2 separate regions of the Homo sapiens genome follow, and region 2 is linked to region 1. The links are chromatin loops, found by intact Hi-C in ENCODE. Cell type or tissue: heart right ventricle. All regions are shown on one strand.

Region 1 (8,000 bases):
GGGCCCACCTCCAGCAGGTAGTCAGAGGAATCGTGTAACAGCAGCACCAGAGAGCCAATGCGCAGCAGGTTGGCACTGTAGGAGAAGGTCATCAGGATGACCGCCACGAAGTGGTGTATCACCTGCTCCTTGAAATCCTGCAGTAGACGGTGGGTCATAGTGGGGACGAGGCTTGATGCTGGAAGGTCCCCCACCCTATGGGCCAAGAAGTGGGTCCTTTCAGGGGGTTGGTGTGGCCTCTGGGCCCATGGCCTCTATATCTCCTGCAGGAGGCACCAGGGAGCTCTCAAGGTGCGGTTGTAAGGCTGCCCTACCCCCCAGCACCCCAGCATCCCGGCCAGAGACTGGGTCTTCCAGACTCTTATTTGGCCTCACCTTGCGCTTGACATCAAAGGGCAGCCTGATTAGCAGTGAGAGGTAGAAACCCAGCTCCAAGAGGTACCACCAGTACAGGGATGGCTTCAGAGTCTGCAGCAGGACAGGACAAGGTTAGCTGTGGGGAGCGAAGGCTCCAATCGGGCAGGGGTATGGCTCCGGGCCCACTCCGTTTGCTCAAAACCAGGATACTTGAATCCCAATGAGTGAGCTCCCCATCCCTGGAGGTAATCAAGGGCAGTGGTTTGGTGGAAGCTCCTGCTTGGTTTTCTGGCCCCTCTCTATTCCCCAGAGGAATCAAAGAGCGTGGGACTCAGTGGGGAATGACAGTGTAGTGTCAGGGTTCGGGTCCCATGCCCATGGCTGCAGCAACTGTGATCATCGCCCTCACCCTCCAAGCATTCACACACACTCTGCCACTCACCTGGTTTGGGTACCTGTCCCAGCACATTACTGGTGCCCACAGCCATGACTCCTGCAGGGAAATGGGTGTCAGGCTGTGCAGAGGTGAGAATCCAACCTCCCACCCTGGGTCTGCGGTCTCTTTGGTTCTCCTTCCACAGTCACATAGATGCTACCTTCACCCAGCCCTGCTTTTTCCTGCTTCTCACTCTCGACTGGGGGGCTCATTCACTGCAGAACCCCAACTTTTGGTGCATAGTAAATCCAAATACCTGTTGAGTGAACATTCACCACCATCTTGCAAAGCTCGCTCTCTCCTCAGCTGCATGTTTTCCTCTCTGGCTGCACCACTCCACACCCCCACTCCTGCCAGATCTAGGCCAGGTGGATGGGGCAGGTGAGCAGTCAGCTATACTCTGGTATACTCACGTGGTACAGGACCGAGAGGCCGCCCACGAAGGAGGACAGGTAGAAGAGAAACCTCCAGCTGTGGATGGGGAGGGAGCTGTGAAAATAGCAGACACCCGCCCCGCCCCACCCCGGCCCGCTTCCCTGCACCCCAGAAGCCCCATCCTGGGCTTACCTGGCCTCACAGAACTTCTTGGTCAGCTGGGGTCGATCCTGGTTCCGGCGTCTCCGGAACCATCGCTGGGTCTGCTGCAGCGTGAGGCCACACTGGGCGGCCAGGAGAGACAGCTGGGGCTGGGGAGGGGGTGATGAGGACAAGGGTCACAGAGGCCCTGTGGTGGCTTCCCCCATGTCCCCAGACAGGACTTGGCTCTGCCCTCTCCACTGCAGGCCCACATCTTGCCTACAGGGTGACCATGTCTATATGGAGGGGCAGTGTTGGGGGTCCCAGCGTGGGGCCCTGCAGAACACTTGGGCCCTAAGAGAAGCAAATCCTGTTCATAGGGCAGGCAGGTCGCTGACGGGGATGGGATTAAGAGAGATGCTGGCGTGCAGCATCCCCTACCCCCGGATAGGCTTCCCTGCGTCCCTCCAGAACGGTCAGTTCTCACCTCCAACCTAGACAGGCAGTTGAGACCTTGCCCCAGCCCCAAGCCCTACCTGAAGAGGGAAATTGACAAGTAAAGGGGGAGTCACGTCTAGCTCTGCGGAAGCTGCCCTGTCGCCTCTAGGGTATGTGGTCTTCACCATTCCCCACCCCACTCAGGACGCAGCCACGCCTCCACAGCACAGACCCTGTCCAGCGGGCAGCCACACCAGAGACGGGAATGGAGGGAGGGTCACAGGGCTGCTTCTGTTACTCCATTCCCTATCAGCTCAGACCTTCCATTCCTCCCCAGGATAGGAGAGCAAGCAACTACTCTCACTCTCCTAGAATCTGTCCATTGTGCAACTGTGCCCACTAAGGCTCAGGGAGGCTGGGAGGGGAGGGGCCCCATCTCCCAAGGAGGCTGGGAAGGGGGGGGTCCTCATCTCCCAGGGAGGCTGGAAGGGTGGGGCTCCATGTCCCAGGGATGCTGGGAGGGGTGGGGCGTCGTTTCCCAGGGAGGCTGGGGGGTAGAGCCCTTTCCCAGGGAATTGAGGATGAAGAGTGGAAAGTAGGGGCATTGCAGGGGTGCCTGCAGCCACCTTGGCTTCTCCTGCCCCAACAAATGGGCCACACACCATCCCCACGCCCCACCCCCAGGGCAGTAGTGCGGGTCGGAGGGCATGGGGGGCTCTCACCTCCTTGGGCCTGTGCCCTTCCGTGAGGAAGTGTTTCTCCAGCGTGGCGTTGGGCTTCACTTGCCTCCTGGTCTGATCCCTCACACCCAGCCACCGGCTCAGGGGCAGGCCAATGAATCTGGGTGCAAAGGAGACAGAGCCTATCAGCCCAGGTGAAGAGATGGGACTGCCTGTGTGTGGGGGCAGACATGCTGCCGGTGGGATAACCAAGTCTCGGAGGGGCAAAGTTACAGGCTCAGAGAGCACAGCTGGCACATGGCAGGGTGTGTAAGACTTTTTTTTTTTTTTTTTTTTGAGACAGAGTATTGCACTGTCACCCAGGCTGGAGTGCAGTGGCGCGATCTTGGCTCACTGCAAGCTCCGCCTCCCGGGTTCACGCCATTCTCCTGCCTCAGCCTCCCGAGTAGCTGGGACTGCAGGCGCCCGCCACTACGCCCGGCTAATTTTTTGTATTTTTTAGTAGAGACGGGGTTTCACTGTGTTAGCCAGGATGGTCTCGATCTCCTGACCTCGTGATCTGCCCACCTCGGCCTCCCAGAGGGCTGGGATTACCAGCGGTGAGCCACCGCGCCCGGCCTAAGACTTGGTCTTTCTTTTCCATCTGATCAGAGGGTTTGGAGGCCCAGAGTCAGAAAGGCTCGTGGGGCAGGACTCGATTTTCCACTTATTCCTGGCCTCATCCCCTGGGGCCCTGGAGGGGTGGCCTGGCTGCTGCGTTAGACCAAACATAAGAAAGGCAGCTGACTCATGCCTGTTATCCCAGAACTTTGGGGCTGAGGTGGGCGGATCACGTGAGGTCAGAAGTTCGAGACCAGCCTGACCAATATGGTGAAACACTGTCTCTACTGAAAATACAAAATCATCTGGGTGTGGTGGCGTGCACCTGTAATCCCAGCTACTCGGGAGGTTGAGGCAGGTGAATTGCTTGAACCTGGAGGTGGAGGTTGCAGTGAGCCAGGATTGCATCTACTGAAAATACAAAAAATTAGCCGGGCGAGGTGGCGGGCCCCTGTAGCCCCAGCTATTTGGGAGGCTGAGCTGAGGCAGGAGAATGGTGTGAACCCAGGAGGCGGAGCTGGCAGTGAGTCGAGATCGCACCACTGCACTCAAGCCTGGGTGACAGAGCAACAAGACTCTGTCTCCCCAAAAAAAAAAAAAAAAAAAAAAGGCAGCTGGACCTTTGTCTGTAGGGTGAGGGTGTGCAGACCAACTCTTGGGGTACCCAGGTACCTTTGCCCAATCCCAAACCAGGGACAAGAGTCTCTTCACTGCCTGTCTCACTGTGGCCTGGGTCCTGGTCTGACCCCCCGCCAGTCTAGGGGCTCCCCATGGGCAGGGGCTGGGGCTGTTCCCGCTCCAAGCCCCTCCTCCCAGCATCCCCCATTCCGGGGTAGAGGCTTGGAGATCAGGGACCCTGGTCAATGGCCACGTTGCCCACAAGAGGGCGCGCCAACACCACAGGTGGGGACCGAATTTTATATCCACCATCCCTCCTAACATCCTGCCTCATTTGGTGAAAGGCTCAGAGCAGCCTAGCAAGGAACTCATTGCAGAATAAATCATGATGCGGAGAGAATGAGCGCTTATTATCTGCTAAGCATGGGGCCAAGTCCATGTGATACATTGGCTCGTCTAACCCTAACTCAGTTCCTATTGTCCTAATGGGTAAACTGAGGCTCAGAGACATGCCCAAGGTGACACTGTGAGCAGGTGAAAGACCTGAAATTTGAACTCAGGATTCTGGTTTTTGTTCCTGCCTCCTGCCTCTTAAAGTCTCATTTTGGAGGTGGAGGGCGGGAGGATTGCTTGAACTCAGGAGTTCAAGACCAACCTGGGCAACATGGTGAGACCTTGTCTCTACTAAAAATACAAAATTTAGCTGGGTTGTGGTGTCACTTGCCTGTAATCCCAGCACTTTGGGAGGCCAAGGTGGGTGGATCACCTGACGTCAGGAGTTTGAGACTAGTCTGGCCAACATGGCAAAACCCCGTTTCTATTAAAAATACAAAAATTAGTCAGGTGTGGTGGCACATGCCTGTAATCCCAGTTACTTGTGAGGCTGAGATAGGAGAGTCGCTTGAACCTGGGAGGCAGAGGTTGTAGTGAACTGAGATTGTGCCACTGTACTCCAGCCAAGGTGAAAGAGCAAGACTCTGTCTCAAAAAAAAAAAAAAGTTAGCCAGCCATGGTGGCATGCCTACAGTCCCAGCTACTGGTGGGGATGAGGCTTTTGTTCTTTTTTTTTTTAGATGGAGTTTTGCTCTTGTTGCCCAGGCTGGAGTGCACTGGCATGATCTCAGCTCACTGCAACCTCTGTCTCCTGGGTTCAAGCAATTCTCCTGCCTCAACCTCCTGAGTAGCTGGGACTACAGGCATGTGCCACCACACCCAACTAATTTTTTGTACTTTTAGTAGAGACAGGGTTTCACCACGTTTGTCGGGCTGGTCTTGAACTCCTGACATCATGATCCGCCCACCTTGGCCTCCCAAAGTGCTGGGATTACAGGCATGAGCCACTGCACCCAGCCTAATTTTTGTATTTTTTTTTTTTTAATAGAGATGAGGTTTCACCATGTTGCGCAGTCTGGTCTCGAACTCCTGGACTCAAGTGATCCACCCACCTCAGCCTCCCAAATTGCTGACATTACAGGAATCAGCTACCACGTCTGGCCTAGATTCAAAAAAAAATTTTTTTTAAGGGCTAAAACCCCTGCGTTTGAAACTGGAAAACCCTCCGCCCACCCCACTGTCCTTCACAGAGGCCCTGGGATGCCTTTGGGATGGGATAACACCCCAGCTCACATTTTTTTTTTTTTATGGAGTCTTGCTCTGTTGCCGAGGCTGGAGTGCAGCGGCACAATCTTGGCTCACTGCAACCTCCACCTCCCAGGTTCAGGCGATTCTCCTGCCTCAGCCTCCTGAGTAGTTGGGATTACAGGTTTGCGCCCAGCTAATTTTTGTATTTTTAGCAGAGACAGGGTTTCACCATGTTGGCCAGGCTGGTCTCGAACTCTTGACCTCAAGTGATCCACCCGCCTCAGCCTCTCAAAGTGCTGGGATTACAGGCGTGAGCCACCGTGCCCGGCCTCCCATCCCTGTTTTATGAAGATGCTGGCATACCCAGCTGCAGGCTGCAGGCAGTGCAGTGTTCCTATAAACCAGCTGCAGTCAGTGTTCCTATAAACCAGCCATCAGAGGCCAGAAGTGTGGGTGGTGGCGGCTGGGGGCAGGCTGGAGCCAGGGAACGCGCTTTGGTGCAAAGCCAGCTTCTACTCGGGACATGCTGCAATGGCAAATTGCACACAGGGCACGAGCACATACTGGAGCGACTGCGGGGGCAATGGATTGCGGCAGGGCAGACACTCACCTCTCAAAGGCAAGGCGCATGGCCAGGAGGACCAGCGCCAGGGGCAGGGCTGCCAACAAGTCCTGGGGGTGGGGGTAGACACGGCCATCCCGGTCTTCTAGCTCTGTCCACGTGACATTGGGTGGTAACCAGAACCTGTCCTGCCAAAACCACTCGTTGAAACTGGACAGCATTCTGTGGACACAGGTTCCAGTTAGCTGGGAGGTCTGCAAGCAGAATGGGTGGGGCAAGTGGGGCCTGAGAGGCTGGAGCCTCAGAACTCCTACTCGGGCCCCTATCAGCGCAGTTGACAACCAGGAGGCAGGACTGGAAGATGGAACTCCCCTTGCCTGGGACTTTGGAACTGTCCTCTGGTCCCAGAAGAGCCACCACTTCATTCTCATCACTCCCACTCCATTGCCTGGTCAGTGTTAAAAGGCAGAGTTGGGCTGTGTGTCCTCAGGCAAATGACTTGACCTCTCTGAACCTCAAGTTCATCTGTAAAACAGAGTAGTAGGCCGGGCGCAGTTGCTCACGCCTGTAATCCCAGCACTTTAGAAGGCCAAGGTGGGTGGATCACGAGGCCAGGAGTTCAAGAGCAGCCTGACCAACATGGTGAAACCCTGTCTCTACTAAAAATACAAAAATGAGCTGGGCGTGGTGGCACATGCCTGTAATCCCAGCTACTCAGGAGTCTGAGGCAGGAGAATCACTTGAACCTGGGAGGCGGAGGTTGCAGTGAGCCGAGATCGTGCCACTGCACTGCAGCCTGGGTGACAGAACAAGACTCCATCTCAAAAACAAAACAAAACAAAACAAAAAAACAGAGACAGTAATACCCAGGCTTCTCAACCTAAAGTGCTTGGCCGATTGATCTTTAACAAGAGTAATAATAACACAGCCCAAAATAGTAGTTATTACTCTGCACTTAACTGATGCCAAGATGGTAGCCAGAAGTCAAGGGAGTGGCTGCTTGGGGTCAGAAACTTGAGTCGTGGCCGGGCACCATGGCTCATGCCTGTAATCCCAACACTGTGGGAGGCTGAGGTGGGCAGATCACTTCAGGTCAGGAGTTTGAGACCAGCCTGGCCAACATGGCAAAACTCCATCTTTACTAAAAATACAAAAATTAGCCGGGCGTGGTGGCAGGCGCCTATAATCCCACCTGCTCAGGAGGCTGAGGCAGGAGAATCGCTTGAACCCGGGAGGAGGAGGTTGCAGTGAGCCGAGATCATGCCACTGCACTCCAGCCTGGGCAACAGAGAAAAACTGTCTCAAAAAAAAGAACTTGAGTCCTCAAACGTCCAGGAAGGTTTCTTTCCACTGCAGGAAGCTGCCTCTGAAGCAGCCCCCAAAGATGAAGGATTTAAAGAAATCCAGAGGCCGGGCTCAGTGGCTCACTGCCTGTAATCCCAGCACTTTGGGAGGCCGAGGCAGGTGGATCACGAGGTCAGGAATTCAAGACCAGCCTGGCCAACATGGTGAAACCCTGTCTCTACTAAAAATACAAAAATTAGCCAGGCATGGTGGTGTGCGCCTGTAATCCCAGCTACTCGGGAGGCTGAGGCAGAGAATTGCTTGAACCCGGGAGGCGGAGGTTGCAGTGAGCAGAGATCAGGCCACTGCACTGCAGCCTGGGTGACAGAGCAAGACTCTGTCTCAAAAAAAAAAAAAAAAAAAAAATCCAGAGTTCCTTTCCTGGCCATCTATGGAAGGTAGGCTCCTCTCTAGGTGGGAATTTCAGGGGGGTCTCTTGCTATCCCAGAGCCCACAAAGCAAGAGGGTAAGAGAGCCTACTGCATAACTGAGCTTGCCTGATAATGGAGTGGCGGTCGAGGTGGGGCAGCTCCGGCCAGCGTGTCCCAGCCTGCTTGAGGAGCCCAAAGAGCTGCTCCCTTCCCTGAGATCTTGAGCCAAGGGTCCAGCCTACCACAGTGGTTCCCACTCAGAAAGTTTGTTCGTTCATTCGTCTGTCCACGCATCCCCCTGTCCATCTATCTACCGATCCATCCCTCTATCCACCCATCCAAACATCTGTCCACCCACCCATCATCCATCCACCCATCGTCCATCCACCCATCCAAACATCTGTCCACCCACCCATCATCCATCCACCCATCCAAACATCTGTCCACCCACTCATCATCCATCTACCCATCATCCATCTGTTCGCCCATCAAAACAT
Region 2 (8,000 bases), 330 kb after region 1:
AGAGCGAGACTGTCTTAAAAAAAAAGAAATAATAATTTAGGGAAGGAGAGTCCCAGGAGAGGTGGTTGCAGCCATGAAGTAAAATGAGGTGTCTGGGGGCCGACTGCCCTATTTCAGGTGGCTGCAGTGGCCTGGGGTGCAGGCTGGGGCCGGGGGTCAGGGACAGTGTGGGTCTCCCACATGACTGGGGGGGGGCTGGGAGTCAAGTGGGGTTTGAAGGTGTCACCCATCCCACTTCCCAGGCCAGAGCAGAGTCCCTGTGCTCACCTCCCACGGGTCGTGAGAATGAAGTGTGATCACAGAAACCAGGGCAGTGCTGGCCCCGGGCCAGAGGGAACCCACAGAGGTAACCCTGGTAACCAAACAGCCCCTGGAAGAGTTGGGGGAGCTTTCATCGGTGACCCGGGGCCGCCACCTATGGGGCACGGATGGGGTTGCGGCAGTGGGTGCCCCTCCCCAGGCCCTGGGAGCCTCTAGCTGTCCTCACGACATGATCCTGAAACATAGATCCAAACAAAACATCGATAGTCTTCCCACACCAGGAAGGAGCTGTGTCCTGATGAGGCCTCAGCTGCTTCTCAGAGTCAAAGCTTGGGGTTCGGGGGCCACCAGCAGCACCGCGTACCTGGGGTCTGGTCTAGCTGTCTGCCCCATCCCTGGCAGCCTCCCTGTCCCTGCCCGAGTCCATCCCTGTGGGGCTCCCAGCTCTCATCTCCTCAGGCCACCTCATCTCACCCTATTCGCTCCCCGACCTGTGTGTTTCTTTCCCCTGGCTTCTTCGTATTAAGCGATCCAGAATCGTTCTTGGCTAATTCTATTCTGCACCCAGCTCATAAACAACTTGGAAAAAGCAGAGGAGAAGATGTCAGATTTTCTTTTTAAATACTCCCCTGCATGGTGACTAATCCAGCAGGCATTTATGAGTTTCGATGTGGATTTTTTTTTTTTTTTTTTTTTTTTTGGTTTTTTGTTTTGTTTTTACCTTGGGACCATTACGCCACAGCTGACTCGCTTTGCCAGGGAGCTGCTGGTGCCCTGGAAACACAGCTGAAGTTCCAGCCACGTCCACAGAAGTGTTTTTAAAATGTCACCTTTAAGAAACCGAACAAGTAGGATTGGCTCTGTTTTTTTTTTCTCTCCCCTCCGCGGATCAGTCATTTCCATAAAAAGTAGATGCTATCAGAACATCTTTTCTCTCATGGTTTCATGCCAAGCCCAGAGAAACCTCCAGCGAAAACGTGTCTCGGGGGCTGCTTCCTGTGCCTGGCACAGGCGCAGGGGGTTGAGGGTGACACTGGGGGCTGGTCAGTGACAGAGGCAGCCTCAGGCTGAGGACAGATCCTAGAAGAGGCGTTTGATCTCAGGCCAAGATTCAGAGTGCGGCGAATATGGAAGTATTAAAGATCAGCCAAGGGGCCGCCAGCTTAGCCCTGGGAGTAGATTTGGGATTTTGTTCCAAGAGAATCACCCACTTTGCTGATTAATCCTGTTTTCATTGGGTCATCTGGATAGAGTGTTGTTCCCAGGAGTGGGAAGCGTGTGATCTGGGCCAGTAAGTGGGTGGCACCTGCCTCCCCACTTGGACCTGGGTTCTTGGCCTCTGCCATTGCTGGCTGGCGGCAGGGCACCTGGGCGCCAGGGTGTGTGGGCAGCAGCTCTGTGTGGCGTGGTGCCCACCCTGGGTGGCATCACGCAGGCGTGTCGGCCTCTCATTGCAGACTTACAGCCAGCTGGCCCACCCCATCCAGCAGGCCAAGGCACTGGGTCTCCAGTTCCATTCTCGCATCCTAGACATTGACAACGTCGACGTAAGCACCTCGCAGTGGGGGCCCGGGCCACCATCGGGGGTGGGAACTATGGCCCAGACAAGGCCCAGGAGGTGGCCTTGCCAGGGGCTGGGGGCCATGGGCTGATCCAAGAGGTCTTGGGCTTGTCCAAGGGGAGGGTCTCGAGGGAGGCCTGGTCCTGGCCTGAGAGGCAAGGCCCACGGGGAGGGACCGGTGCTGGGCCTGGTGCTGGAGCCTTCTCCTAGCAGGGCCTAGGCGCAGGGGTTTCACCTCCAGGGGAGCAGCCGGGCTGTCCTCTGAGGCACATCCCCCCTCTCGGCCCCTCTGCAGCTGGCCATGGGCAAGATGATGGAGCAGGGGCCGGTGCTGATCATCACCTTCCAGGCACAGCTGGTGATGGTGGTCAGGAACCCCAAAGGCGAGGTGGTGGAGGGTGACCCGGTGAGTGAGGGAGTGGGATGGGGCAGGCACATGACACCGCCTGTCCCCAAGATCTGTGTGTGGCCACCTGGCAGAGACCCCAGCTCAGAGCCCTGAAGCTCTGGGACTGGGTGGGGATGTGGAGAAACCTCTGGGCCAGAGTTTGGGGTTGAGGGAGGTCGGAGACCAGCAGACCTGTCTGTTTTTACCAAGGCTGAGTGGTTCCTGAGTCTAGGCAATTGTGCTGGCCTCTGCTCCCAGCCCCTGGGGAAGTTGCCGGTGGCTCCTGCCCCACAGAGCCTGGCCCCCCCCCAGAGCTGCCTGGGTCACCTCAACCCTCTCAACAGTGCCCTTCCCACCCCACCCTGCAGGACAAGGTGCTGCGGATGCTGTACGTGTGGGCGCTCTGCCGAGACCAGGACGAGCTCAACCCCTACGCGGCCTGGCGGCTCCTGGACATCTCGGCCTCCAGCACCGAGCAGATTCTCTGAGTGTGGTGCCGGAGCCAGGTAGCCCCGGCCTGGGTCATCAGGCACAGAGGCACCGCAACACCACCTGCGGCAACTCCAGACCTCTGGGAACAAGACTGCGGGCTCTGCCCCCAGCTCTGCCAGGACGGCTGCAAGACCAGCTGGCCCGGGAGGGGACAACGGGCTGTTGCGGGTGCGCGGCAGCTGGAGACACTCCCCCGCAGGGCCAACCCCTGCCCTGTTGCTCTGCCCTGCAGGGGTCCCGGCGCCTGGTCACCTGGGGTGCACACAGGTCACACAGTGCCAAGAGGCCCCAGGGCCCAGGGACTCCCCCCACAGCAGGGTGGGACCCGGGACCCGCGGCTCAGTGGCCCGCTAGCCACGTCAGCCAAGCCACTTTAGGTCCATTTTTTAATTTTAACAGTGCTCTTCCATCTTGTGCATAAGCCTGAGATTTGGAAAGAATAAAACACCGAATTGCAGAAGAGCAGCTACGGAGTCTGAAGTGTCTTCTCTGGCGCGGGAGTGGCCGAGGCGATGGTGGGGGTGGGAGCAGGCGGCTGCTGTGGGAGGCGGTCAAGGTCGAGTGAGGAACTGCAGCCGCAGTGGGTGGACGCCTTGCCCAGGGCTGGACCCTGAGTTGGAAGACGAGGCCAGTGACAGACAAAACTAGGGGGACTTACTCATCCCAGTGACCTGCCTGAGCTCTCTGAGAATTGAGGTCCCCAGGGCCGGGGGAGCTTGAGTGCCCATATGAGTGTTTTAGGGCCACTGAGGTCCCCCCACAAACAGGGAGTCTCGAGTGGGGTCTATCGCGGAGGAGAATGCAGGCACAGGGCAGGCTGGGGGGCCCGAAGTGCCAGGGGAGGTGGGAGTGGCAGCTGCCCACTCCCCGGCGAGGTCGTGGGTGCTCGCGGGTCCTCGGGGCTGGGGTTCCGTCCTCCCGCAGGCCCGGGCGGGGTCGCTGGCTCGCGCGCCGCTCCCTGCGCAGCCTCCGCCCCCTGCAGCCCCGCCCCCCGCGGCGGCCCCGCCCCCGTCGCCATAGGAACAGCCGCGGCGGCCCGGCTCGCGCGCTGCTTGCCTGCCTCGGTCTCCGCCGCTCCAGGGGCGGGTGGGGTGGGCTGAGCCGGAGCCCGGGCCGCCGCCGCCGCCGCCGGGGAGAGGCCGAACGCGCAGCCGGCGCGGGTCCCTGAGAGAGCGCGGCCGCCGGGCGGTCGGTCCCCGTCCGGGTCGAAGCCAGGGTGAGGGGCGCGCCGGGGCGGGGGCGGTGGGGGAGGGGGTCCCAGGCCGCCGAGAACAAAGGGAGCGGGGGCAGGGGCCGCGGGGACCGTCCCCACGCCGCGCGCCCGGGCCGCGGCCGCGCTTTCGCACCTGTTGTGTGCGGCCCAGGCCGGGCGCGGCTCCGTTTCCCGGCTCTCAGCGCCCCCACCTGCGCGCACGGCCAGAGTTGGGTCCCCGCGTGGTGGTGGCGGCGATCCGGCGGGCCGGGCATGGGCGTAGCCCGGGGACCGAGGCGCGGGCGGGGGATGGGGTCGGGCACGTTAAGGGAGGCGGCGGCGGCGGCGGCAGGAGGGGGCGAAGCGGAGGAGGCGCGGGAGGGAGGGCGCAGCCTCATCCCCGGCGCCCGGGGCGGGTCCCCTCCTCCGCAGGGCGCGCGGCGATGTGAGCCATGAGCGCGACGTGGACGCTGTCGCCGGAGCCCCTGCCGCCGTCGACGGGGCCCCCGGTGGGCGCGGGCCTGGACGCGGAGCAGCGCACGGTGTTCGCCTTCGTGCTCTGCCTGCTCGTGGTGCTGGTGCTGTTGATGGTGCGCTGCGTGCGCATCCTGCTCGACCCCTACAGCCGCATGCCCGCCTCGTCCTGGACCGACCACAAGGAGGCGCTCGAGCGCGGGCAGTTCGACTACGCGTTGGTGTGAGGGGCGCGGCGCCCCCTAGCCGGCCCTGCGCCGGGGTCTCAGAGGGCCGGCCCGGCGGGGGGCGCCGCGGGGCCAGGACTGCGCTCAGGATCCCGCCCCGGAGCCCCCAGCCCGGGGGAGAGGGGGAGGGAGTTGGGAGAAGCCCAGCCCCTCCCCCTCGAGACCCCTCCCATGTCCCTTCCTGGCCTGGCCGGAGCCCCACCTCGTGCCTTTATCCGCCCTGTCCCTTCCTCTCTGCGCATCTCACCCGCCCGGCTGGCCCCCACCCCCGACTCTGAATCCCGGGCGGGAGGAGGACCCCCGCACCGCCCCCTCCCCAGCGTGTAAGTGGCTCTGCTATTGTGCGTCCCTGGAAGTGGGGACCCCCTTGTCCCTCCTCCCTCCCCTGTTGTCTGGCCGTCGTCAACCCCACCTTGACTGAGTGTTGAGCCCGTCCTTGGGCTCTGGTCCCTGCGGGGCAGGCTCTCCCGGGCCCACGGGGCGGACGCTGCATACCAATTTGCCCTGCACCGCCTGTCCCGGAGACGGAGCCCGAAGGCCTGCCATGGCGGCTGTGTCGAGGATGCGTGGCGCCTGCCGTGGCGGGACAGCGTGGGCAGGCTCATTTCTGCCCCCAACCCGGGCCCCAGGACAGGTCAGCGCGCCCTGCCCCGGTGCCCACCGCTGCCCCCCATCCGCCCTCCTGCCACTTGCCCCTGACCCCCCTGCCGTGCCTCCCGCAGCCCTCCCATGCCGTTCCACTCCTCCCTGCCTCTGAGCCGAACATGATAATAAAAGCTATTATTGAGCGCTTACTGCATGCCAAGTAGCGTGCTGAGTTGGCACCTCCTGTTTATAGCCTGTCTCCTCTTCGGGATCGTGAGAATGAGCCAGGCCCTGTTAGCATCCCTATTCTACAGGCCAGGAGACCGAGGGCCAGGCAGCTCCAGTGACTGACTTGCCCACAGTCACATGGCTAGAGTCTGGTAGGGCTGGAAGTGGAACCCAGGTCTGGCTTTTGCATGTTTTTAAAGCTTCCCAGGGCTGCAAAGACACCAAGATCACAAGCACCTTTCACCGGCTTTGGGGGGGGGGGCTGATGTGTAACCCCCAGCTGCCTCCCCTCCACACACAATTCTGTTGATCTGGGGAGGCGCCGGGGGTGGTGAGAGAGACTCAGCCCTGTGGGGAACTGGGAGGCGCACCCTCTGCCAGCCCTGGAGGGAGGCTCCGACGACCGACCGTACCTGCAGCCTAAGCCTCCTCCCCCTGCCCACCACCATTGGCAGCGTTTGTGGGTCTGGTGCGGTGGGGCGGTGACCACGGACGGAGTGGGCTGGCTGTGCTCCAAGGCCCTCCCAAGAGATGTGCACCCCAGGGGAGCCGTGTGCAGTGTGTGGGGGGAGGAATGAGCGTTTCTATAAAAGGCAGGCTGGGTGAATGCACAGGCTCCGAGAACGGAGAATTTACCGACTTGGATTACTAGCTGGGCGTGGGACGCGGTGCCGTGGGAGGACATCTGCTTCCCTCTCTAGGACCCGACCCTCGGTCCACACCCACAGGGCAGGTGAAGCTGATGGAGGGGGCCTCAAGCGGGGTCCCAGCACCCCCAGGGGTTTGGGGTCAGCCCTGACTCCAGTACCCCTCCCTCCCCGCCTTCTAGGGATCCTTGAGGTCCCAAAGCCACCCCAGGGGACACTCCACTCCCACTAGCCTCCTGCCACTCGGGGCAGCCCACCCCTATCTATCTTCCTCTAACCGCCCAGCCTGGGGCTCAACTCCTTCCACCGGGTCACCCCCACTCTCTGCTGCCTTCTCCCCTCCACCTGTGCGATGTGATTTTGCCCTACTCTGAAACCCATCCCTGACGCCTGTCCCCAAGGTGCCCTGCCGGCTCTCCCCATCCACACTTGTCAGCTTCACAGTCACCAAGGGGCTCCTCACCCCAGGCCTCATCACACCAGTCAGGTGGCAGCTCTCCTCCCTGGCACACACCCCCAGCCCTGTGACCCCCAAGCTCTGACACTTCAGGGCCCCCACTTCCATCTTTAAGTCACAGGTGAAAGAGAAAGAGAATGATAACTTTATTCATGGTCACAGAATACCCCCGGGAAGGGGAAGGACCTGGCAGCAGGGAGTAACCACGACTGGTCAGTTGAAGAAGGTGAGGATGCTGGCCCCGAGGTGTACAGGAAGGGGGAAAATGTGCGAGGGCCTTTACGGTGGGCAGTGCCAGCTATGGCCCCCCAGCAGACAACAAGGCACAGTGGGGCTTGGGGACTGGGGGAGGCCAGCCCTGTCCGCCTGTCCTTGACATCAGGAGGCTTGTGAGTGGAGTCCTGCAACCCCCACCCAACCCCTGTACAACGGGGGTTCCATTTCTGAGACCCCCAAAGTATGGGGCATCTTAGAGGCCCGCCCCACAGCTGAGCATCATCTCAAGGACCTTCCCCCATGACGGGATCCTCAGAAAGAGCCAGGGCCAGCCGAGCAGAACCGAGGGGCAGGGCGGGGGGCCTGGTGTGGCCTCCTGCCCGCCATGCCCCTCACCTGGCAGGGGTGGCTGCCCGACCCAGAAGCTCCAGGGGCACCAGGAACGGGTTCAGGGGACAGATCCCAGCTGCTTGCCAAGGCGATTTCAGTTCGCTGTGCTCGGCCTTCTCGGTGGCTGGGGGGGTCTCCTCTGGTGCCTTGGAGCCAGCCCCATCCCCTTCTGCTGCAGGCCCCAGGCTCCCTCCAGCGGGAATGGGCTGGGGGGCTGTCAGGCGTAGGTACGTCTCCGTCATATGCTCAACCAGGGCTGTGCAGGGCAGGAGTGGCAGCTCCTCTGGAAGTGACATGAGCAGGTCGAGGACCACAGCGGACTCTAGTGATGGATGGAGGAGAGGGGTAAGGGGACACCCCTGCCTGCTGCCAGGGACCCTTGATCCCTCTGCTCCTGCCCCCTCCCTCACCCTTCTCACCAGCTGCTGAGAGCTCGGGGCTGCGGCCACTTCGGGAGACAGAGGACAAGTACTTGTAGATCTTCTCAAAGTCCACAGCAAAGTCTTCTTCAGTGGAGGGACCAGCCGACGACTCAGAAGGTTTCTCAGGGGCAGGGTCAGGAGTCCTGGGTGCGGAGCTAGGTGCAGCAGGGGCAGAGCTAGGTATTTCAGGGGCGGGGTCTTCCTGTCCTCCAGGGGCGCTCAGGAGCAAAGGCTTTCCACGGGCCTGCGTGGGCTTGGGGGGCTTGGAGTGCAGGAGGGTGACCGGTTCCGTGGCCGCGATGGTGAGCACCTGGCAGGCAGAACAATCAGGGAGGAAGAGGAGCTGGGAAGTCTTCTCACCGTCTACACATTCCCCCATCCTCCCTGCCACCCTAAGATGCTCCTCAGACAAGAGATGGCCTCAGAGCCAGGGACACTGAGGCTCGAGGTGTCCAGTGAC

Evidence for each region. A loop is a pair of places that touch in the nucleus more often than their neighbours do. Peaks named below come from ENCODE experiments on the same cell type or tissue, not always from the same donor. Only the 100,000 strongest peaks of a DNase experiment are listed, where the experiment ranks them.
Region 2: it touches region 1 in a loop (6-fold over the local background); 3 of 110 quality-filtered maps call a loop at or near these places.

Annotation. Positions count from the first base shown.
Region 1 is chr19:8,249,086-8,257,085 of GRCh38, reverse strand. It overlaps CERS4 (ceramide synthase 4), which reads right to left. Exons shown (of 12, transcript NM_024552.3): 3 at 5,837-6,010; 4 at 2,470-2,587; 5 at 1,361-1,479; 6 at 1,207-1,264; 7 at 800-850; 8 at 376-468; 9 at 9-137. The coding sequence starts at 6,009. Among named protein-coding and RNA genes, the nearest start is that of CERS4, 44 kb to the right of the region's middle. In heart right ventricle, CTCF peaks have their summits at 3,690, 3,892 (motif pointing right) and 5,677; DNase peaks (open chromatin) are centred at 3,915 and 5,815; H3K27ac peaks cover 2,012 bases.
Region 2 is chr19:7,921,885-7,929,884 of GRCh38, reverse strand. SNAPC2 (small nuclear RNA activating complex polypeptide 2) reads right to left here. Exons shown (of 5, transcript NM_003083.4): 4 at 7,538-7,850; 5 at 6,635-7,440. The coding sequence ends at 7,121. CTXN1 (cortexin 1) reads left to right here and starts at 3,750. Exons shown (of 2, transcript NM_206833.4): 1 at 3,750-3,918; 2 at 4,327-5,394. The coding sequence starts at 4,347. The coding sequence ends at 4,595. TIMM44 (translocase of inner mitochondrial membrane 44) reads left to right here. Exons shown (of 13, transcript NM_006351.4): 11 at 1,719-1,808; 12 at 2,118-2,228; 13 at 2,579-3,167. The coding sequence ends at 2,698. LOC124904629 (a long non-coding RNA gene) reads right to left here and starts at 4,480. Exons shown (of 2, transcript XR_007067120.1): 1 at 4,049-4,480; 2 at 3,075-3,312. RefSeq lists silencers at 247-541, 3,566-3,835, 4,366-4,455 and enhancers at 2,320-3,069, 7,717-8,000. In heart right ventricle, CTCF peaks have their summits at 422, 4,333 and 4,535 (motif pointing right); DNase peaks (open chromatin) are centred at 3,694 and 4,536; H3K4me3 peaks cover 1,788 bases; H3K27ac peaks cover 2,045 bases.